Regions from separate parts of the Homo sapiens genome. Here region 1 is linked to region 2. Evidence: read pairs that join two places in POLR2A ChIA-PET (ENCODE). Cell type or tissue: MCF 10A. All regions are shown on one strand. Each heading gives the region's core, and the rest is flanking DNA. Links, peaks and the distances in the headings are about the cores only.

Region 1 (11,743 bases), core at 3,744-11,743, 160 kb after region 2:
GGGTTAGGCAAAGATTTTTAAACATGACATCAAACGCACAACTGTAAAAGAACAAACTAATAAATTGGACATCATCCACATTTTAAAAATCAGACTAAGAGGAGGAGAACCCAAAGGCTCTGAAGCACAATATTCATCTAAAACTGAGGTCAGCAAACAAGACCCACAGGACAGGCACGTGTTTTTGTAAATAAAGTTGTTTTTGGAATACACCCACACTCATTTGTTTATGTATTATCTATTGCCTATGAACAGCTGTGACAGAGACCTTATACCTCACAAGACTAAAACATTTACTTTCTAGCCCTTTAAGAAATAGCTTACTAACGCCTAATATAAAGCACAGAATGCCCAACAGATGCCCAGGATATATTGATCCCTTCAACACTACAGTAACCCAAGTGGTTAACTGAACTTGCTACAGATACTATACCTATGATGGTCCGTTTTCTCCAGCCTAGAGCAGCTTTCTCCTAGAATCTAGATCCCCCAATTTGTCCCAGTGTGCCATAAAAACATCATCATTTCTATGAAAAAGGTTGATAGGCATTGGTATGAAACAGTAATTCTCCCATTGCACACCACCTTGCATTCTTTCCCTCACTATCTCTACCTGCCTTCCTCCTCTTAATCAGGTAACATTTGGTGAGCACTTATCATATGCCAGAGAATACATAGCCTCTGCCTTCAAAGAGCCCATACTCCACCAGGAGAGAGCTATATACACAAATAATTAATATGCAATGTGTTATGTAATATAATAGTTATACAAAGAAAAAGTATTCCCAAATACATAAATTTTAATCGCAGCTCTGCAACTTTGTGATTTAACCTTTCTAAGCTTCAGTTCTCTCATCTATAAAGTGAGAATGATATCAGCTATCAGGAAGTGCAATGGGTTGTGTTAAGGATTAATAGAGCTGCTGTGTGCAAAGCACCTTTTTCCATGTCAGAGCTCAATGTCCTTGTCTGTAGCAGTGGTAGTGACAGTAATCAGCAGTAGAAGCTGTACTGATGGAAGATAATGTACAAGGTAAAGTTGCAGCAAAGAGGAGACAGCAGTGATAGCAGGGTACTAGTCAGGGACATTTTCAAAAAGATGACATGGATCTTGAAGCATGAACAGGAGTTAGTTATGTGGAGATGGAGGAGGGAGCATGGATAGAGTAAAATAAATAACATGAAACTTTCCTTAGGAGATGCAAATTTGCCCAAGATGAGAAATAGAAAGTGGGTGGTTTACCAATATGCTTTAGGTCTACTAAAGTTCTAGTGACCCAGAATCAGAGGAGACTCTGTGCTTGGATTTGAACAAGAGGACCCTTTTAGCTCCCTTTAGAACTAAGGCAGAGGAAACAAAACAAAAAAAACAAAAAATAAACAAACAACAACAAAAAGAACTAAGGCAGAGGATGTGACATGACTCCGGAGATTTTTCCTTGTCTTTCCTATCCTTTCTTCTTGTCTTGGTCTCTTTAATATTGATTTTTTTTTATTTTTTATTTTTTTATTCAGACAGAGTCTTGCTGTGTTGCCAGGCTGGAGTGCAATGGCGTGATCTTGGCTCACTGCAACCTCCGCCTCCCGGGTTCAAGCGATTCTCCTGCCTCAGCCTCCCGAGCAGCTGGGACTACAGGCGGGCGCTACCACGCCCAGCTAATTTTTGTATTTTTAGTAGACATGGGGTTTCACCATGTTGGCCAGGATGGTCTCGATCTCTTGACCTCGTGATCCACCCGCCTCGCCTCCCAAAGTGCTGGGATTACAGGCATGAGCCACCGCACCCGGCCTAATGTTGACTAAGAGGGTCACTATCTATATCTACAGAATGAAATCTAAATTCCTCAGCATGATGTTAAGGCCCTTCAGGACCGAGCCCCAATCTTCCTAACCAGCTTCATTCTGTCACTCATCTCTTCACTCCTTTCCCCATGCTTCCTATTCTCCATAATCAACTCAACATACTTAAAATCTAGGCTGGCAATTTTCTATGCTATGCCTAATATCTACTCCCCTTTCCTTGTTTCCTGCCTAATTTATTCTCTATCCTCCTAGTTGGGGAGGGAGTGCTCTTTGGTTCTTCTCTCTTCCTAAAACTCACCATCCTTCTCCATGGCTTTCCAGGCCAAATCCTCTGTCATGTTTTTCAGGGCTGTCCTCTTTTGCTCATCATTTTAATTTGGCTTTTCATCATTCGGATTTTTTTCTCCCACACTCTTGCCCCTATAAGCCCATCTGCCCATAGCAGCTTGAGTACTCATTTAAATAAATATATACCCCATCATGTCACTTTCCTGCGTAAAACTTTCCAGTAGTTTCTCTTTGCAGTGTTGATGCCCTTTAGCCCAAACCACTGGGACAATGTCCACAGTTAGACAAAATTGGGTTTATTGGCTTGTTGCAATGAGGAGAGAGGGCACACGATGGGAGACTTTGGAGCACCCCAGTGAGAAAGTGTTTGTTAGGAGGGATTTGCTGTAGGATTTGGAGTTGGGTTAGTGAATTCTGGTAAGGAATTAATGACGTGTGGCTTTGCTCTGGATTGAGTACTGTCGGAAGAGCAGGGGCAATTCTAAGACTGCATATCTTGGTTTTGTTTTTTAAATCTGAGAGCTGTTCTTTGTTATCCAGGTGGCAATGCTAATCACACACTGACCTGTTGTCTGTGCTCAGCAGTTAGAATAAAATCCAGATCTCTTTCTATACATAATCTTGTCACTAACGAGGAGAAAAAAATGTACTCCTGATGTCCAAAATTGATCTGATGTTTACAGCTCGGTTGCAATATTATTAGAAGCTAGTCTGAGGCTCATAGCCCAGTGAGCCTAAAAAATCTAAACAGTATGATAGAATAACAACCTCAGACAAAGTTACTCGGAGACCATGATAAAATGAAACAAAACAAGGTCACTTCATAATTTTGTCTTGTCTAAGCATGGATAAAAACAAGGTCACGCATGCACAACTCACAAAATACCCATAGAATTGTCCCCACTTTCTGACAGCATCCAATCCAGAGCAAACCTCTGCTTCCTTAGAGCTACCCCCAAATCACCGGAACAAAGCCTAAATCCCATAATAGGTTCTAACACACTCTTACTGAGGCATCTCAGTGTTCCCCAAGGTGTACATTTCTCCTCTTTGCAACAAGTAATAAACCCAACTGTTTAACAGCTGGTGTGTTTTTCAATCTTTGGCTCAAGGGCCTTGGCACAGGCATTGTTCCCCTGCTCACCTGACTAACCTGGCTTCAACCAACTTGGCCTTCCTTCAGTTCCTTGAAGATAGGAAGTTCATTCCTGCCTTGGGGCTCTGCACTTAACATTATCTTTCTCCTACTAAGGCCCACTCATGCCTAGCTCCTTCTCATCAGGGAAATGTAAACTCTTAAGAATTAAAGGAAAGGAAAATGGTAAAGCTTTCTTAAAAATGGCAGAGTAATAATGTAAGGCATACACCAACAATGCCTACAGAACAGGCTATGCTTGTGTTCCAGTCTCTCACACTGGCTGTTGCTAAGGCTTTACTAATGAGAAAACCATAAAAATTAATCTCCCAGTCCAAGTTTTGCTCCCCTTTTGCTTAGATCTTTACTAGCTGAGACATTGCTGGGAAGTTCCTGAGCAGCTCATGATTTGGGTGTAGAGCCATGAGGCCCTAGATAACTGTCCCTGTGGGCTTTCCACTCTTTGCCTTAATGGCCACTACTTTCAGTAATTCTGTATCACCTTTTCCATTTCCTACATAATTCTTATCACCTTCTAAATTATACTATTGTGTGTCGCTGGTCTTCCTCTACCAGAATGCACATTTTAAGAAGTCAGGGACTATGTGTGCTCATCTTTGTCTCCTAGTGCCTCTACCATTTCCACGAATAACTAAAACATATCTTACCTTGAGCATTACAGCATCTTAATGGGTTCCTCTACCTCCAGTCACTCTCACCTCCAATACAGACATAACTGAATTACTTTTCTGAAACAAAGTGTAGATGCTGGCACTCCCCATTCAAAAACCTTTCAAAGATTCTCTCCTCAAGGTGTTGTCACTTCACTCATCTCAACTTGTCTTCTACTGTAGCTCTCAGAGAGCTCTGAACTTCAGTCATGCTGAATGGTCCCAGACGTGCCACATGCTTTTCAGCAGCCAAGCCTTGACAAGTGCAGTGCTGCTTCTTTTATCTAAAATGTTCTTGCCCACTCCTCTCTTGTTTTTTCCTGAGGGCAAAGTCCTAGTCACCCTTCAAGTTCTACTCCCAAATTGCCCCTTTTGAGAGGTCCCCTCTTTGATATTTCCTTCTGTCCTTCCACAGCTTTTTGTTGTCCACATGACACTATTGACTGCACAGACTTCTCTCGCAGTTGATTGCACACCTGCTGTCTTTCCCAAGACCGTATTTCAAGGGCAGAGACCTATCTGCTCTCTGGGCCTTGGTTTCTTCATTTGTAAACCAAAGATCTTTGTACCTACCTCACAGGGTTCTTGTGAGGCGTAAATGAATTAATGCATGCAATTGGAACAATTACTGGAACATAGTAAACACCATATAAATATTTGCTCCTATTATTATTAATTTCTGTACTCTTAGTACTGGCCTAAAGCAGATGTCAATATGTATTGCTGAATTTGGTTGGAGTAGGGCAGGAAACTTTCAAAAGACTGAGCTTTAGAGATTAGAACCAGGTTGGGAATATTGGCCTTTTTTGTTTTTTCAGTGTCTTTTCAAGTTATTTGTTGTACTAGTCTGTTCTCACACTGCTAAAAAGACATACCAGAGACTGGGTAATTTATAAAGAAGTTTAATTGACTCACAGTTCCGTATGGCTGGGGAGGTCTCAGGAAACTTACAATCATGGTGGAAGGTGAAAGAGAAGCAGGCACCTTCTTTACAAGGTAGCAGGAAGGAGAATGAACGCAGGAGGAACTGCCAAACACTTATAAAACCATCAGATCTCGTGAGAACTCACTATCACGAGAACATCATGAGTGGGTATGATTCAATTACCTCCAACTGGCCTCTCCCTTGAAATGTGGAGATTATGGGTATTACAATTCTTTTTTTTTTGTTTATACTTTAAGTTTTAGGGTACATGTGCACAACGTGCAGGTTAGTTACAAACAATTCAAGATGAGATTTTGGGTAGGGACACAGCCAAACCGTATCATTTGTGTAACCTCCAACGCTACCACCATCCCAAGCTTTGGAGACAGGAGTCAGGGATTAAGAGAAGAGAAATTAGTCCTAAACCTTTACCTTACCTGTGGAATAAGGGTTGATCTGACATGAAGACACCTGCTTCAGAATATTATTTATTTAATTTAATTTATCTATCTATTTTTGAGATTGAATCTTGCTCTGTCGCCCAGGCTGGAGTGCAGTGGCACGATCTTGGCTCACTGCAACCTCCACCTCCCGGGTTCAAGCGATTCTCCTGCCTCAGCTTCCTGAGTACCTGGGATTACAGGCGCGCGCCACCACGCCCAGCTAATTTTTGTATTTTTAGTAGAGACGGGGTTTCACCATGTTGGTCAGGCTGGTCTCAAACTCCTGACCTCGTGATCCACCCACCTTGGCCTCCCAAAGTGCTGGGATTACAGGTGTGAGCCACCATGCCCGGCCCAGAATATTATTTTTAAAAAGCTTCCCTGAGTGCCTTGTTCAAACGACACTTACCCTGAAATGAGTAACATATTTAGCCATTACTCAGAATGCATTCCTCAGAATGGGCCACATCTTTCCCCCATCATATCAGGGGAAGGATGAAATATAGCACCCTCAAATTATAGTAGAGGTGGGGGTTGGAGTGGCAAAAGAAGTCTGGATGAGGTGCTGTTCCTAGAGCTTCTAAAGGATTATTAGAGTTGAGGGAGCTAGAGGGCGCTGCATACAAGAGAGCAAGAAAGACCAGATGTTTCCTAAAATGAGGTTGGTTTGATGGAGAAGCAGGAAAGTGCAGCCAGGGGATCCATGGACTGTAGGTCTCATTCTGCCACTTTTTAGCTGGGATGTCAGGGCAAATTGCTGAACCTCTTTGGCTTCTTCATGTTATGTTTAACGAAGGGATTGAACTAAATGAAGTTTGAGTTCCTTCTGGTATTAACAGGAGGGTGTAGGCGTACGGTGGGATGATTCTAAGTCTAAACGCATGCTTTAATGTATCCTGGGCAGCTCCTTAGACGGCATGTTTCCTTGGCTCCCTCTGGAGCCTACCAGGCTTCTCCAGGACTTGTCTGACCATGCCTACCGTGAAAGCTGCCTCCTGGGTGAATGGCCTGGGTTGTAACTCTCCAGGGAAGTGGATGATTCCTGGAGGCTGTGAGTGAGACTGCTGGGTCAACCTCCAGTGGCCAAAGGCCAATAGGCACAATAGGGTGAAGTTGAGGCTGTGGCCAGATCATTCCTGGTAAGCAGGTGGTATTCTCTGAGATACTTAGGAGCTTGCTCCTCAATCAACTCTGAATCCAAGCTACCTGAGGCATTAAATATACCTGATGATGTCTGCATGTCAGTTACAAGTAATTTCAGATACTCAATTTGTCTATAACAACTGTGTAGTTAGCTATTTTTCATCATTTTCATTTCACAAATGAGGAAGCTCAGAAAAAAGAGTGACTTGTCTGAAAGTTTAGAAACTTATATAGACTTCGTTACAAAGCAAAATTCTGTACAAGCCTGTATTGGCTTTAGCCAAGGAGAGTGGATTAGAGACAGAGAATGGATTTCAGAATAAGAGAATTTTGATTACCAGATGTCCTATGGCACAAGATGTAGTGAAGTGAGCTTTAGAGCCAGAATTAAGACTCCAGCCCTGTCAGGTGCTAGAGGAGGAAATTTGGGCAAGTTAATGCTCATTCTCATTTTCCTCATCTAAGAGATATGTCAGAGGATTAAATAATATAAAATAATGCAGAGCTGCCTGACATGTTACATTATTCCCTTTCATACTACCTTAAATATGTGGATAGAAATACAGAATCTCTCAGTAACTGTTTCATATTTTCCTCTATGTGATTTTCAACAATTTGGTTTCTACCTCCAACCTGACTAAAAATGGGCTAGTCAGGGTTCTTCTCTTGAAGTCAAAGGCTTAATGGGGGGGGGGGGGTGGTCAGCTACTTGCAATTAAGCCATATAAAAGGAAATCATTCTCATCTGCAGTCTAGCTGATAGGACTACGTATTCAGAGGGCAAAGCATTGGCCTGGTGATATAGGGGCAATCTACCTTTTCTAGGCTGACTGGCCCTGGGAGTTTTGCCCAGTGTGAGTGGCCTGGCACCATGGAGATTTACTCAGCACGCTTGATTGGGCCTGGCCCTGGCTAGGAGGATTATGCTTCATCCAATGCTGAAGTCACTTGAAATTCCCCTCATTCATCCAAAGATACAGAAAAGAAGTAACTTATGGTATTGCTGAGAAAAGAACTTTATTGTTAGCTATTCTTGCATCTTTTGTTTTCTATGTGTTCAAACCAGATTGATCGAAATAATCTTTTATATTAAGAATCATAAGCACATAGATTTTATCTCACACCCAGACACTTCATCAAACCATCAAATTATCTTATTCTGTCTTTATCTGTAGTTCTCAGAGGGCTACAGAAGCCAAGAAATGAAGTTTTTATCATTTTTCGCTTTTGAATGCACCCACATTCAGAGAGCTCATTCTTGGGTGGGTCTGACGCTTGCAGTGGAGGTGGGATGAGGCAGGAGGCCAAAGCATTCCTTTTAAGAAATGTCCTGACCTAAACAGTACATTAACAGTACATTAGTCACACACGCGCGCGCGCGCACACACACACACACACACACACACACACACACACACACAGAATCAACTGAAGTGAAATCAAAATTCTACTCCCCCCTACCCCCTTCCTCTTTACCAATCCCCTTTACATCCTGGTGGAGGTCTCTCTGCTTCCCGTGTCTCTATTTCACCCCTTAACAGAGATGCTCAGGTACCTCATGAGGAGCTGAGGATTCACAAACAAAATTCAATCTAAATAACTTTTCAGATATGTCTTCCTGAAATATTTACTAGTCCTCTCCCTGTCTGACAAGTGATCACAACAATGAGTCATCCTTTGGGCATTGATCCATAGCAGCTTGAAATAACAGCAATACCAGAGCTATGACTTTACATTTTCCATTTTTATTAAAACTCTCCCTTCACTTAAACCTGATTATCTTAAGGCTAATTTTATTCCATGCTTGGCTTTCAAGTTTGTGCTGATTTGCGAGCCTTTTCCAAATCACCCTCTTACATGAATGCAAGAAAAACTCTCATCCATGCAATTCCTTGACTCAGGAAAACAAGATCTCTTTACCCACAGAGGACTTTTCAGAAGGTACTCTCTGAAAAGGAGGCAGAAGAAATTGTTTTTACAAAATGAGTTAGGGCTAGAAACTAAATCTATGTACCTTAAACTATAATTCAATCTATATAGTTATACCATATATGATTTCCCAGAGATCTTATCCATATCAGATCAACAGAATAAAACCTAATGAACAAAATCTTCTTGGGGTTCTATATTCCTAAAAAAACGTAATTCCATAGTGTCATCGTTATCCTCTTCTTTACTATAAGGCACACATCTAGAATACTAATCCATTCAGTCCCTTTTTCTATTTATCCATTTCAAATAAACATGATGCAATGTCTACACATTCAGATCTCATACATGTTGATTTTTGTTGCATGGTCTACTGCTCATTTCCCCTTTATCTTTTTCTAAGATTAGCTTTCCCCACACTTCTTTTGGGTGCATATTGTATGCTTCCTGAAAGACAAGTACACAGCGTTTTGCAAAGTGCTGACAATGCACTTGGTAAAGACTTGGTGATTCTGTGACTTAATTGTGACTTACACATTTTTCTATCTCCTCCCATTCAGTGGTTAGTACTTGTGCCTTTTGTGGACCCTCTGCCACTTCAAATCCGCCTCTTATACATACATATTCCTTTACATGCAACTCATGAGAGCTTAAGCCAAGCTCCACTGAGTTCTGAAACTTCTGCAGATGTCTGCTGCTGTACCTGCTGAACATAAAAACACTTGGAGAGGGGACACTCATTTTTTAAAAACATTTTTGATGGAGGGAGTATGGGGGCAACATCTTTTAATTTTTTATTTAAAAAATTTCAAAAATTTATTTTTACATGTATAATTGATGGGGTCATTTTAGATGCAGCAAATTCATAGTCAGTTATTCCCCATTAAGAAATTGTAGACATATTTCTCCATTGAACAGAAGTATTATCCAGATAGCTCTAAGAGCTTCATATTAATAAGCAGAAATTTTATTATTTGAGAATGCTGCTGTTAAGCAGAATTAAGAGAAAGCTTGAATGGAATAAGACTATACATTCAGTGCCAAAATTACAAATGATCACCTCTTCCCTTCTCTCATGACTTCTCTTTTGTACTCAACCAGTACAGAGTATTTTGTAGTTTTGTACTGAGACACAACTCCTACCTCCTCCGGGAAACTACTTTGGGCCCCTCTCCTTCCTTTAGCTTCCTAACAAACCTGGGACTTATAATTTCGACTATGTGTGTGTGTGTGTGTGTGTGTGTGTGTTTGTGTGTTTACAGAATCTCTGGTATCTCCAGTGAGAACAGAGTAGGCCTCACCCTCTCCTCATGACTAAGTCCAGAGAATGTGAGGTGAAGGAGTTCTGTGACTTTTTAACTTGAGTAGTATTCCACTCACTGTCCACAAAGGCTTGGGTTACACTGTCTGCATCACTGATCACAGTAATGTACGTGTGTGTGTATACACACTCACAACCATATTGCCACAAATGCATATTAGAAAGCAGGGCCTTACTTTCCCTGAACTGTTACAATGCCTAGCCCAGAGTACTCTGGTAATAGTGACTTCATGGAGTTTTGTACACACACCCATGTGAGAAAGGATACAAGCTAAGCTACTCATCCACACCTCATGAAACCTATGGGAGTTAGCCCTGACTCATGGTTCATTTACGAATACAGAAGCCCCAGTTAATTAAATTAACTTGGTCTCCCAATCCATGATCTTGAGTTTTAATTGATAAGTATAAAATAAATGACACACTTGAAAATTTCTGGATTCACATCACACCACCAGTACATGGCCTTTTCCATTAATGTCCGCATTGACCAACCTTTCATACTATGTTGGTTCTTACAAGAAATAAAAGCAGAGCCTGCCCCTTTGTTGTGCAGCACAGAGGCTTTATTCTATAGTTTCAGAGTCTCTGGTATCTCCAGTAGGAACAGAGTGGGCCTCACCCTCTCCTCATGACTAAGTCCAGAAAATCTGAGGTGAAAGTTTGACTTTTTAACTTTAGTATTCCACTCATTGTCCACAAATGCTTGGGTTACACTGCCTGCATCACTAATTAAAAGTGAGGTAACCTGGTATAAGCCGTGCCCAACCCAATATTTGAGAACTTTTAGTGAGTACTTAAAAACCAGGCTGTATTACTAAACATCCCCAGCTTCCAAAGTTCAGAAGTTTGGCGGGCCTAATCATTTTCCAAAATGGAATCTTAAGATCTCCAGCTGCCCTCCTCACCGCCAAGTATGAACAATAAATCCTGACTTTAACGCTAAAATTTGCAACTGACTTCTGAGGACATCTAACAGCAGCTGTTTTCCAGCGATGGGAATAGATTACATGGATGCATCTTCCAACACCCTGTGACAAAGAGGTGCAGTGATTCATGATCAAGCCTCTAAAGTGAAAGGCACATAGGCTTTTACAAGGAGAATGATCTGTGTTCAAACTCAGTGTGCTACTTGTTAGCTGTGTGAGCTTAACCAAATCTCTGTGAGCCTGTTTTCTCATCTACCTAATGGGAGTAACACCACCTTGCTCACAAGGTTGTAAACGCTGTACATAATATACATAAAGACCCTTGGCATACTGCCTTAATATAGAAGATAATAAAAGTTAGCCATTATTATTCTTATTCTCTAAGAGTTTAAATCAACTAAAGAGTCTGATTTTAAATTGAATCTTCTCAGACCGAGTCATCCAGGACTAGAATTAACATATGTATATTCTGTCTGTAAGGCAGTTAAATGCCTGTAGAGGTTACTTAGTGGGTTAGAAAGGTTAGAACCCTGAAGTGGAAGGACGTTGTCCCTGCTCCCACTCTCTTACACCTGCAGCACATGCAAGCACGCACACAAATCACACCCCCCAGGCTAAACTTGTATGCCCATTTGTGTATGTCTCCAACGCTACTTGATGAAAATACCTGTAGTCCTTCAACAGGCTGCAGGTGGTCAGAGAAAAAAGAAAGAAAATGCCTGTTGTCTTAACTGTTTTTAGAAATTTAAGATGGGAAAGCGAGGCCCCAGGGAACTACGCATATTCCATTAGAAGAGAAAGCAAGGAAGAGAGAAGGGACTAACTGCTACATTTTCTTGTTGTTAGCAATATAATGGCTCCCACGTGCTGGGATCCCAGTCTGATGAGAAGAAATGAAACGAAGGTCATGGATGGACCTTACTGTCCACTGTGAAAGCTCCTGCAGCACCTTTAGGCCCCACAGCTTCTTCTCAAAGAGACCACCATCTCCAACATTAATAGGCATCCCATCAGCCTCATTGCGGGGGATCTTGTATTCCAGGAGTATCATTAACTCCTCTATCTGGTATGCAAAGGCAGCGACTTGGAGAAGAAGGGTATGTATAGCTTGATGGAAGTCACCTTCGGTTGGGGTAAAATGCACCTGCTGGTCTTC
Region 2 (12,078 bases), core at 1,295-9,294:
CCCAAGTAGCTGGGACTACAGGCACGGGCCACCACACCCAGCTAATTTTTGTATTTTTAGTACAGATGTAGTTTCACCATATTGGCCAGGCTGGTCTCAAACTCCTGACCTCATGGTCCACTCACCTCGGCTTCCCAAAGTGCAGGGATTACAGGCATGAGCCAACATGCCCAGCCTTCTATATGTGCTTTTAAAGTACTTGTGACATTAAGTTACAGGGCTTTGAATCCTGGGTCTAAAATTGGCACCAAGTACTGCTAACTCTTCAACACTGACAGCAATTAAAGACTCATCTTCAGGCCCCATAAAAGATGCCAATCAAAATAAACTGCATTTCTGAGACACAGGTTCAGAAATTAAAACTATTCAACTCCTCAAGTCCCAGGGACCATCATGGAAGAGGGGGGAATGTGAGATTGTAAGGGCTAATTTTGAGAGATAAAATAAGTTCAGTTTCTCCACAAATTAATCATTAATGTGAAAGAGACATGGATTCAAGATCAGCATATGGGTCCCTGTGTCACATAAATAGGGTTTTCTTGAAGCAGTAAGTGACTCATAAATAAAGGTTGTAAAGGTTATAAAGGGCTCATAGAAGTTATGTCTTATGGGCAAGATTAAAATTTTATAGATTGTTTATATAATTTTGAAAAACAAATTTAATTGGCTTTATGATGTTTTTATTAGGGCTTATTATTTGGAAAATTAAGTCTCCTCTCTAAAAGAATAAAGGTTTTCACCTTTTTTATGAAACCCTTGAGTTATCACTTTGGTCAAATGAATGACTTATTTTACAATGATCTATGATATCAAGTGTTTTAAACGTTTGATATTTGATGAACTTTCTAAAATCAGATTATAAATTGTTTTCTTCTGATTTAATTAATCCTTTGAGATATTAGGTTTCCTAAAGTCCAAAAATGAAATAATTTGGCTAATTTGCCATAAAAATTATACACGAAACATTGTCAATTATGAATTAGTGTTTGAGTTTTTAATGGTATATTTGTATAAATATGCTATTGAAATGTGTTCCAAAATCACGGGAGACACATATAATTCTGCTATGACTTAGTATACATTATCAGCAATAATTATAATTATGTTAAATTGTTGTGTGCCACAAAGATAACAGATTTCCTTGTCAATTGTGTCTTTGACTATGGCTGCCCTAAAACCTTTTGTCATCCATGGCCGATTTTTGTCTTGCTTTGATCTTCTTTAGAAGGTGATTTTATAATCAACTACAGAAATACAAAAGGTGTTCTTAAATGCAGGTTTCTGATAACTTTGAAGATTATAACATTAGAATAAAGGAAAAAACTTTCAGGACTCTCATGGAGAGCTGAAATATTCATGAATATCAAGGAGAACAGGAGTTAACTGTGTGAACTTAACTAATAGAAGACTAAAGCAACCTTTTTAAATTTGTTTTTCAGAGTCAAGAAAACTTTTAAGCTATTTGCAGCTTTTATCAATTGAGTAAAGTACACTCCTATGAATAAAATTTGGAGCATATTTGTTTCTCTCTACCTGATTTCTCTAGAATTTGGAAACTATTTGTGAGAATTCTTAACTTATGACAATACAGTTATTTGCATAAGTGCAATAAGAATTTGTTTTCTTTTGTAACAGGACACAATTAGATAAACTGGTTATTTTCCCAAGGCTTTGACTGGAATGGTATACTTTCCTTTAAGGAATCAAACTTGACTTATGGAGCCAATTGGCTCCATAAAAAAGCCCCTTGGAAAAACTGGCCTCATATCTTTTTCTATACAGCACCTGTACAGGGTTCCTGACCTGTGATGAGTAAAGAATATCATTTTCTGACAGACCCAGGAGCCCCAAGTATATCTAAGAACCTCATCTGGGGAGGATCACCCAACTCATAGGTATTTGGTGGCACAAATCCATGGCTGGGCTCAGCTTTAAAAAAGACTTATCTGAAGTTTCTTCTATGAAACAAAGTTCCATCAAAGCCAATTTAAAAGCCTATGTAAAAAATACTTATTCTTGCTGTACTGTATACAAATAATTAGGCCAAGTACAATAAAGCAAACCAGTCTTATCGTGATTTGTCTTCAGTAAATATGAGAAAGTGAAGAGAGAAAAATTATGTTTCAAAAACTATAGTACACCTGCTGTTAGATTCTGGTCTTGTCCAATATTTTTCCATTTTTATTATTTTCTACAGTTTGGACTGAATTCTAATTTTTGTTGGCTACAAGTTTTCAAAATAATGTTTTCAATTTTTTTCCCTTACTTTTTTTCCTATTTTTTCTAATTTGGAGTCACTGAAAACTAAGCTGTGATTTCATAAAGCCCTGCAAACTGAAGCTAGACAACTTAATATTCAGAAGAAAATAATAGCAACTTATTTACATAAATAAGCCACTTTCATATCTGCCTCCTGATGTATGGACTTCAGAGTAATGTGGCCTATATAGATTTTCTAGGATTGTTCTTTTGTTGTTTTTCTTTTTTCTTCCCCTATTTTCTCTTCACAGGACATGAGACTTCACAACCTTCTAAAAATGACATTTTCTAATGCCTCAAGACTTACCTGTCTAGGAGTAAACCATCCTAACCATGATGGATCAGTTGAAACCTGAAACCAGAGACTCATTTTGTTCTAAAAGAATCTCCAAAAGATTTTAAAAAAAGAAAAAAAGGAAAATGTGAAAGAAAAATAAATCTTGGGGCCCCCAAGTTACTAATCTAAAGGAAAAAGTCAAGCTGGGAACTGCTTGGGGCCAACCTGCCTCTTGTTCTATTCAAAGTCACCCCTCTGCTCACTGAGATAAATACATATTTGATTATCTCTTTTGGGGAGGCTAATCAGCAACTCAGAAGAATGCAAAAATTTGTCTCTTATTTGCCTATGACATGAAAGCACCCTCCCCACTTTGACTCTTTCTGCCTTTGCTTTGAGTTGTCCCACCTTTCCAGACTGAACCAATGTTCATCTTGCATATGTCTCATGTCTCCCTAGAACCTATAAAACCAAACTGTGCTCTGACCACCTTGGACACATGTTGTCCGGACCTCCTGTGGCTGTGTCACAGGTGTGCCTCCTCAACCTTGGCAAAATAACCTTCTTAAATTGCCCGAGACCTGTCTCAGGTTTTTGGGATTCACATTCCTCATAAATTTTTTAGTGCCAAGTCATGTGACTTAGTTAGTTCATGTGAGATCTGCTTGTTTAAAAGAGTCTGGGACCACTCCATTCTCTCTCTTGCTTCCACTCTCACCATATGATATGTCACCTTCTCTTTTCTTTCACCATAATTGTAATCTTCCCGAGGCCTTTGCCAGAAGGAGATGCTGGGGCCATGCTTGTACTGCCTGTAGAACCATGAACTAATTAAACCTCTTCTCTTTATAAGTTATCCAGCTTCGTGTTTTTTTTTTTAATAGCAATATCAGAATGTATTGACAAAGAAAATTGGTACTGAGAATAGGGTGTTGCTATAAAGACATTTGAAAATGTAAAAGCAACTTTGGAGATAGGTAACAGGCAGAAATTAGAAGAGTTTGCAGGGCTCAGAAGAGATAGGAAATGGCAGAAAAGTTTGGAACGTCTTAGAGCCCTGATAAAAGGTTGGGACCAAGATGCTCATAGGGATACGGACAGTGCAGTCCAAAATGATGAGATCTCAGATGAAAATAAGAAAGTTATTAGGAAGTAGAGTAAACGTTCCCCCATGTTATGCCCTAGCAAAATGCTTGGATGCATTGTGTCACATCCTAAGGACCTCTGGAAGTGAGAGGAGGTGCCAGCTGGGCTTTCTGGGTCGAGTAGGGGTTCAGAAAGCTATGAAACTCACTCATTTCCTGCATGAAGACTTACTTCAGTCCTGGATGAATAATATTGAAAATTTATGCTTAAAATATTCCTAACACCAGGATTTGTGCATGTGTTTTCTTCCCCAAGAAAGCTATAAACAGAGAAAATTTTGCTGTTAAGTTTCTCTGTCGTCTCTCCCTCTCCCCCTTCCCCCTCCCTCGAAACTAAAGTAAAAGAAATGTTAACTGCCTGTTTTTCTGTGACCAGGGGACCTTATCTATATTCCCAATTCCAATTCCTTGTAAACATACTTTGTAAAGTCCTGTAAGATCCTGTCTCCTTTGCCAGGCTGCTGCAAGGTCATAAGATAAGATAAAAGGTCAACTTAGATAAAACCTAAGTTGCAATTCCAGTTTTCCTCAAAATCTAAGACATGGCACAAAATAATTTACTGCCTTTGTTTCTTGCTCTGGTAACATCTTCCCGCCACTCGTATTTCCCGCCTAAAAGAGTTTAAAAGGCAATCACCCAAAACCACCAGTGGCTACCCATTCGGGACCCCTTCCATGCTGTGGAAGCTTTGTACTCTTGCTCTGCTCAATAAAACCTACTGCTCACTCTCTCTCAGTCTGAGTCTCTATCACTCACTGTGGTCAGCCACAACCCCAATTCTTTGGCATGGCTAGGCAAGAACCTTAGGTGTTACAGAAGGTTGAAGTTAAGAGTGATGACCTATGGTATCTAGTAGAAGAAATTTTAAAGCAGCAAAACATTGAAGAATTGGTGTGGCTACTTTTAATTGCCTATGATCAGATGCAGAAGCAAAGGAATGACTTAAAATTTGAACATATATTTACATATATACATATTTTTTTGAGGTGGAGTTTCACTCTTGTTGCCCAAGCTGGAGTGCAATGGTGTGATCATGGCTCACTGCAATGTCCGCCTCCTGGGTTCAAGTGATTCTCCTGCCTCAGCCTCCCAAGTAGCTGGGATTACAGGTGCCTGCCACCATGCCTGGCTAATTTTTGTATTTTTAGTAGAGACAGGCTTTCACCATGTTGGCCAGGATTGACCTCGTGATCTGCCTGCCTCGGCCTCCCAAAGTGCTGGGATTACAGGTGTGAGCCATAGTGCCCAGCTGAAACTTTTATTTTAAAAGGAAGCAGAGCATTAAAGTTTGGAAAATTTGTAGCTTGGTTCTTTGGCAGAGAAAGAATCCAAGCAGTGGGCAGAACAACCTGTTACTAGAGAGATTAGTATTACAAAAGGGAGCCAGGGGCTAACATCCAAGACAATGGCAAAAAGGCCTTTAAGACATTTCAGAAATCTCCAAGGCAGCCCCCCTTATCACAGGCCGAGAGGACTAGGAGGAAAGAATCATTTCAATGGCCAGGCCTGGGGTGCAGCTGCCCTGTGTTGCCTTGGGACAGTTCTCTCTAAATCCTGGCTACTCCAGCCACAGTCAAGGCTCAAAGGGTCCTAGATACAGCTCAGGCTGCTGCTCTGGAGAGCACAATTCATAGGCAGTGGCGGCTTCCACATGGTGTTAAGCCTGCAGGTGCACAAAATGCAAAAATGAAAAAGGCTTGATAGCTCCCACATAGTTTCCAGAGGATGTATGGGAAAGCCTGGGTATTCAGACAGAATTCTGCCACAGGGGCAGAGCCTTCACAGAGAAACTCTTCTAGGGCAGTACCAAGGGGATATGTGGGACTGGAGACTCCACGCAGAGTCCCCATCAGGGTACTGCCTAGAGTAGCTGTGGGAAGGGGGCTGCTACCCTCCAGACTCAAAGATGGTGAACTCACTATCGGCTCACAAACACAGAAGGCTTCAGGCTTGCAGCCCAAACTTTTGACTCCAGCCCATGAGAGCAGCCATGGAGGCTACACCCTTCAAAGTCACAAGGGTGGAGCTTCCCAAGGCCTTGGGAGCCCATCCCTCATACTACTGTGCTCTGGATGTGGGACCTAAAATCATTGTATCTTCCTTCCGTCCCCAACCCAGGGGTTATGACTGTGGAGAATGCTGGATAGGAGGATCTTTTCACTTTGCTTCTATAGCCACAGGTTTTGTATTGGGCTGTGCAATTTGACAGGCAAGCCAGTAGATGGCGCTTATGGATAAGAGCCAGCTGAGGGGAAATTGGCTGGGTGTACATTATACTTGGTCCTTGTCTGCTGGGAGTTCTCTATTACCTCAGGCAATAGGCTGATTCATGGAGTGCACAGGGTCTGAGCTTAGTTCCTTGCTCAGCCCTGTGTGGGGGAGGGGCCAAGGTGAGTAGGGCCTGACCATCTTGGTCTACCTACAGGTCCTCCAATTGCAGACAAGAGTACCAGCATCAAGAGAGACTTCAGTGGGCAGCCACTAAGCACCCAAAAGTTGTGCCTGGATGTGGAGCTAGGAAACACTTTCAACCCCAGTTCTCCACACAAGGAGGGTAGGGAAATTCCAGCTGCTAGTCCATGCAAGTGGGTGCTCCAAATGCCTGAAGATCTGCCTGGGCAAGGAGTGGAGAGGGCCTCCCTGCACCAGGCTCTCTGCACAGGAGGGGTAGGCTGACTCAGACTTCTGTTATGGGTGAGCAGGTGCTCCAAATGTCTGGAGATCTCCCTGAGCATGGCATAGAGAGGGCCCTCCTGCACCCAGATCTCTTCACAGAAAGGTGATGACTCAGGCTCCATGTCAGTGGGTGATCCAAATGCCTAAAGATCTGTTTACATGTACAGGAAAGAGGGACCCACTGTACCATGATCTATGCACAGAAAGAGTTGGCTGACTCAGGCTGCTGATTCAGGCAAGGAGGTGTTTTGAATTCCTGGAGATCTGCCTGAGTGTGGAGCAGAAATAACCCCACTGACCCACGATCTATATTCATGAAGAGTGTGGTGGCTCAGGCTGTGGGTCCATGCAATCAGGTTGTATTTGGGTTCTCTATATAGATAGAACTAATTGGAGATATATATATCCAATTATATATATAGTATTTTATATATAATAAACTCTATACTATATATATTGACTATATAATTAATAACCTGTTCTTTATATTTATAATGAGGAGTTTATTAAGTATTAATTACATTATCACAAGGTCCCACAATAGGCCATCTGCAAGCTGAGGAGCAAGAAAAAGCCAGTCGGAGTCCCAAAACTGAAGAACCTGGAGTCCATTGTTTGAGGACTGGAAGGGTCCAGCACAGGAGAAAGATGTAGGCTGGGAGGCTAGGCCAGGCTAACCTCTTCACTTTTCTCTGGCTGCTTTACCCTGGCCATGCTGGCAGCTGGTTAGAAGGTGCCCACCCACATTAAGGGTGGGTCTGCCTTTCTTACATTTCCCAGCCCACTGACTCAAATGTTAATCTCCTTTGGCAACACCCTCACAGACACACCCAGGATCAATACTTTCTATCCTCTGATCCAATCAAATTGACACTCAGTATTGACCACAACACAGGGGCTCTGAATGCCTAGATTTCTGCCTGGGGATGGAGTGGCGAGGACCTCACTGCACCATGATCTCAGGGCAGTAGACTGGGACACCAAGGAATGACAAATGCTGACCAGCACCAGGTCACCAAGCTGGCCCTGGCTGCAAATCTCATCACCCAAGAAAAACTGCAGATGAGACAGCTCTCCTGCGAAGCCAGGCCTGCAATGGGGAAGAACACAACTCCAGGGCCTACTGCTAAGGCACTTTTCACAGTTCTGGCTGTAGAGGCCTCTAACCCACTCCAGAGCAGGCTCTTAAATCTCTGGACAGAAATGAAAATGCCTGTGTGGCTATACTGCTGAGTCACCAAAGAATGGCTGACTTTATAAGCGCCCATGTTAAAAATGGCATCCTGCTCTTTGTCCTGGGTCTGAGAAAAATACTGTAGCTTTTCTTGGTGTCTCACTCTGTGTCTAAGCTTCTCCCCAAGTTATCTCCAGGGCTTGGGAGAAATAAAGTGCTCTCCCTCAGCCTGCGTTGCTTGGTCCCAGTAGAGTAGTGAGTCACAGAGGGAAGCTCTCTACCTCTCTCATGTCCTAAAGCTTTACTCACTTTTCTCAGCTGGACACCACAACAAGGGCTGTTCACCCACATTCTTCTCTCCAGGATCTGGGGTGTTCTTCATAATTCTGGTGGAGTCCCACATTCCTTCTTGAATTAAAGCTCACAGAGTTTATCTTTATTCACTATCTTGTTATTACCAAGTGGCTGAGGCATGCTAGAAACTTCTAATTCACCATCTTGGGGGAAAAAACAACAACAACAACAAACCACCTCTTTTATTTCTTTTTCTTGCCTAATTGCTCTGGCTGGGACTTCCTATACTATGCTAAATAAAAAGTGGTAAAAGTAGCATTCTTGTCTGGTTCCTGATATTAGAGAAAAGGTTTTCAATCTTTTTCTATTCAGGATTATGCTAGCTCTGCACTTGTCATACTTTGCCTCCACTGTTCCTTCTACTGGAGGGCTTCAAAAAAGTTCACAGAAAATGCATGTTATATATACAAAAAAAAAAAAAAAAAAAAAAAAAACTATGACAGGGCCAGGTATGGTGGCCCACTTTGGGAAGCTGAGGCTGGAGGATTGCTTGAGCCCAGGAGTTCAAGACCAGCCTAGGTAACATGGCCAAACCCCATCTGAACTAAAAATACGAAAATTAGCTGAGCATGGTTGTGCGCACCTGTAGCCCCAGTTGCTTGGGAGGCTGAAGTGGGAGGATTGCTTAAGCCCAGGAGGTTGAGGCTGCAGTAAACTGTGATCACGCCACTGCCCTCCAGCCTGGGTGACAGAGAGAGACCTTGTCTCAAAAACAAAACATAACATAACAAAAAGTAAGCACGGAACTTACATTTTCTTGGCACTAAAATCAACTTACACTAACTTGTTATAACATGTATGAAAAGGATCTACTTTGACGCACTAAGTAGGATGAAACATCAGTTTGGAAACAGCCCCTATCAGAGCAACATGCACTTTGGTAAATTTGAAGCAAAAACAAAAACCAAATTTAAAATGATGCTTGAGTGGAAGAATGATTAAATCATTCATGCTTTATGAAAAGTTTATAGAATAATGACGTCCCAAAATTAGCAGCTTATAAATGGGTAACTTGTTTTAAGAAGGTATTAGATGATGTAAAAGATGAAGCCCACACTGGCAGACCATCCACATAAATTTGTGAGGAAAAAGTAATCTTGTTCATGCCTGAACTAAAAAGGACCAACAATTCACAGCAGAAACAGTAGCCAACACCGTAGACATCTCAATTGATTCAACTTTCATGATTCTGACTGAAAAATTAAAGTTGAGTAAATTTTTCTCTTCAAGGATGCCAAAATTATTGCTCCCAGTTCAGCTGCAGACAACAGCAGAGCTTCCAATGGAAATTTTAAACAAGTGGGATCAACATCCTGAGGCATTTCTTCAAAGAACTGTAATAGAAGATGAAACATGGCTTTACAAGTACAATCCCAAAGACAAAGTACAATCCCAAAGACAAAGTACAATCAAGCAATGGCTACCAGCAGGGGGAAGTAGTCCAGTCAAAGCAAAAGTAGATTGGTCAAGGGTAAATGTTATGGCAATTGTTTGGGGGATGCTTAAGGGATTTTGCTTGTTCTATTTCTGGAGGGCCAAAGAATCATAACATCTGCCTGTTATGAGAGTGTTTTAAGAAATTTAGCCAAACCTTTAGCATAAAACAAATGCCCAGGAAAGAGAGTCCTTCTACAACACAACAATATTGCTACTCATGCTTCTTTTTAACAAAGACGATTTTCTGAGAGTTTTGATGAAATATTATTAGGCATCCACCTTACAATCCTGATTTGGCTTCTTCTGACTTCTTTTTGTTTCCTAATCTTAAATCTTAAAGGACACCCATTTTTCTTCAGTCAATGATGTAAAAAAGGACTGCATTGACATGGTTAAATTCTCAGTCTTTTATGGTGAACAAAATGGCTGGCATCATCACTTATAAAAGTGTCTTGAACTTGATAGAACCTTTGAGAAATGATATTTATACTTTTATTTTTATCTTTTAATTTCATTATTTCTAGGACTGTTTTGAAGTCCCTTTTTATACCTATTGTGTTGAGTTTTTATCATGAAGAAATGTTGAACTTGATTTATTTTTTGGCGTCTATTGAAATGATCATGTGGCTTATGTTCTTGATTCTATTAATGTAATGTATCACTTTTAGTGATTTCTATATGTCAAATCATCCTTGCACCCCTGGGATAAATCCTTCTTGATCATGGTGAATAATCTTGTCGATGTATCAGTGAATTCAGTTAGCTAGTATTTTGTTGAAGATTTTTGAATATATATTAATGAGGATATTGGCCTGTAGTTTTCTTTTTTGTGTGTTTCTTCACGTGGTTTTTGTATCAGGTTAATGCTGGCCTCATAGAATGAGTTTAGAAGTATTTCTTTCCCATCAATTTTTTAGAATAGTTTGAGTAGTATTACTAATTTTAAAAATTAGTATTTTAAAATTTTTTGGTAGAACTTAGTAGTGAATCCATAAGGTCCTGGTCTTTTCTTTGATGAGAAACTTTTTATTACTGCTTCTATCTTGTTATTTGTTGCCTGTATGTTCCAGGTATCCTATATCTTAATGGTTTAATCTTGGTAGCTTGTATACATCCAGAAATTCATCTATTTACTCCAGGTTTTCCAACTTACTGGCATATAGTAGTCTTTAAAATCCTTTGTAACTCTGTGGTGCCAGTTGTTACGCTTCCTTTTAAATTTATGATTGTATTTATTTGGTTTTTTCTCTGTTTTTCAAATTAATCCAGCTAAAAGTTTTAAAATTTTGTTTATCCTTTCAAAAAACACAAATTTTTGTTTTGGTGATTCTTTGTATTGTTCTTAAACTGATTTAAAAAAAAATTCTGCTCATTATTGGGTTTGCTTTGTTCTTGCTTTTCTAATTCTTTAAGGTGCATTATCATGTTCTTTATTTGAAATCTTTCTGCTTTTTGTATCTAATTGTTTGTTGCTGTAAATTTTCCTCTTAGCACTACTTCTGCTGTATTCCTAGGTTTTGGTATGTTATGATTCCATTTGCATTCATTTCAACAAATGTTTTTGTTTTTATCTTAATTTCTTCATTGACCCAAATGACATTCAGGAGCATGTTGTTTAATTTTCATGTCTTTGTATACTTTTCAAAGTCCCTATTTTTATGAATTTCTAGTTTTATTCCATTTTGTTCCTCTGTTTCTATTTTTAAAAATTTGCTGATGCTTGTTTTGCAGGCTAATATATAGTCTATCCTGGAGGATGTTCCATGTGCTAATGAGCAGAATGTATATTCTGCAGTGTTAAATAAAATAATCTACAAATAACCATTAGGTCCACTTGGTCTATATTGCAGGTTAAATCAAATGTGTCTGTTGATTTTCTGTCTGGATGATCAATTCAATTCTGAAGTTTGGGTAACTAAAGTCCACAAACACTTTTTTTGTATTGAGGTCCATCTCTTTCTTTGACTCTAGTAACATTTGCCTTATATGTCTGGGTACTTCACGTGAAAAGTGTCATTGGTAGTTTGATATAAATAGCATTGAATCTGCAAATTGCTTTGGGCAGTATGGCCATTGCAACAATGTTAATTCTTTCTATCCATGATCATGGAATGTTTTTGCAGTTCTTTTTGTCATCTCTGATTTCTTTCAGCAGTGTTCTGTAATTGTCATTGTAGAGATATTTCACCTCTCTAGTTATCTGTATTACTAGGTATTTTGTTCTCTTGCGGCTATTATGAATGGAATTGCATTCTCGATTTGGCTGTCAGCTTGGACATTTTTGGTGTTTTCAAAAATGCTACTTATTTTTTTACATTGATTTTTTATCCTAAAACTTTGCTGAAGTTGTTTATCAGTTCTAGGAAGTTTTGTGCAGGGACTATGGGGTTTTCTAGGTATAAAATCATATCATATTTAAAGAGACATATTTTGACTTCCTCTTTTCCTATTGGGACCCCTTTTATTTCTTGTAATTTTTAATTTTTTTTGAGATGGAGTCTCACTCTGTTCTCCAGGCTGGAATGCAGTGGCATATTCTCAGCTCACTGCAAGCTCCACCTCCGGGGTTCAAGTAATTCTTATGCCTCAGACTCCTGAGTAGCTAGGACTACAGATGTACACTATGTCCAGATAATTTTTTTATTTTTTCAGGAGAGATGGTCTTTCACCATGTTGACCAGGCTGGTCTCAAACTCCTGACCTCAAGTGATCCTCCCACTTCAGCCTCCCAAAGTGCTGGGATTGCAAGTATAAG

Evidence for each region. Peaks named below come from ENCODE experiments on the same cell type or tissue, not always from the same donor. Only the 100,000 strongest peaks of a DNase experiment are listed, where the experiment ranks them.
Region 1: POLR2A ChIA-PET joins it to region 2 with 5 read pairs; 1 of 35 experiments calls an interaction of 5 or more read pairs at or near these places.

Annotation. Positions count from the first base shown.
Region 1 is chr11:58,624,193-58,635,935 of GRCh38, reverse strand. It overlaps CNTF (ciliary neurotrophic factor), which reads right to left. Exons shown (of 2, transcript NM_000614.4): 2 at 10,203-11,743. The coding sequence ends at 11,414. It overlaps ZFP91-CNTF (ZFP91-CNTF readthrough (NMD candidate)), which reads right to left. Exons shown (of 13, transcript NR_024091.1): 13 at 10,203-11,743. Among named protein-coding and RNA genes, the nearest start is that of CNTF, 7.4 kb to the right of the region's middle. In MCF 10A, for the core only: a CTCF peak has its summit at 5,873; DNase peaks (open chromatin) are centred at 5,895 and 8,085.
Region 2 is chr11:58,782,436-58,794,513 of GRCh38, reverse strand. No RefSeq gene overlaps it. Among named protein-coding and RNA genes, the nearest start is that of GLYATL2, 56 kb to the left of the region's middle. In MCF 10A, for the core only: a CTCF peak has its summit at 5,893 (motif pointing right); a DNase peak (open chromatin) is centred at 5,943.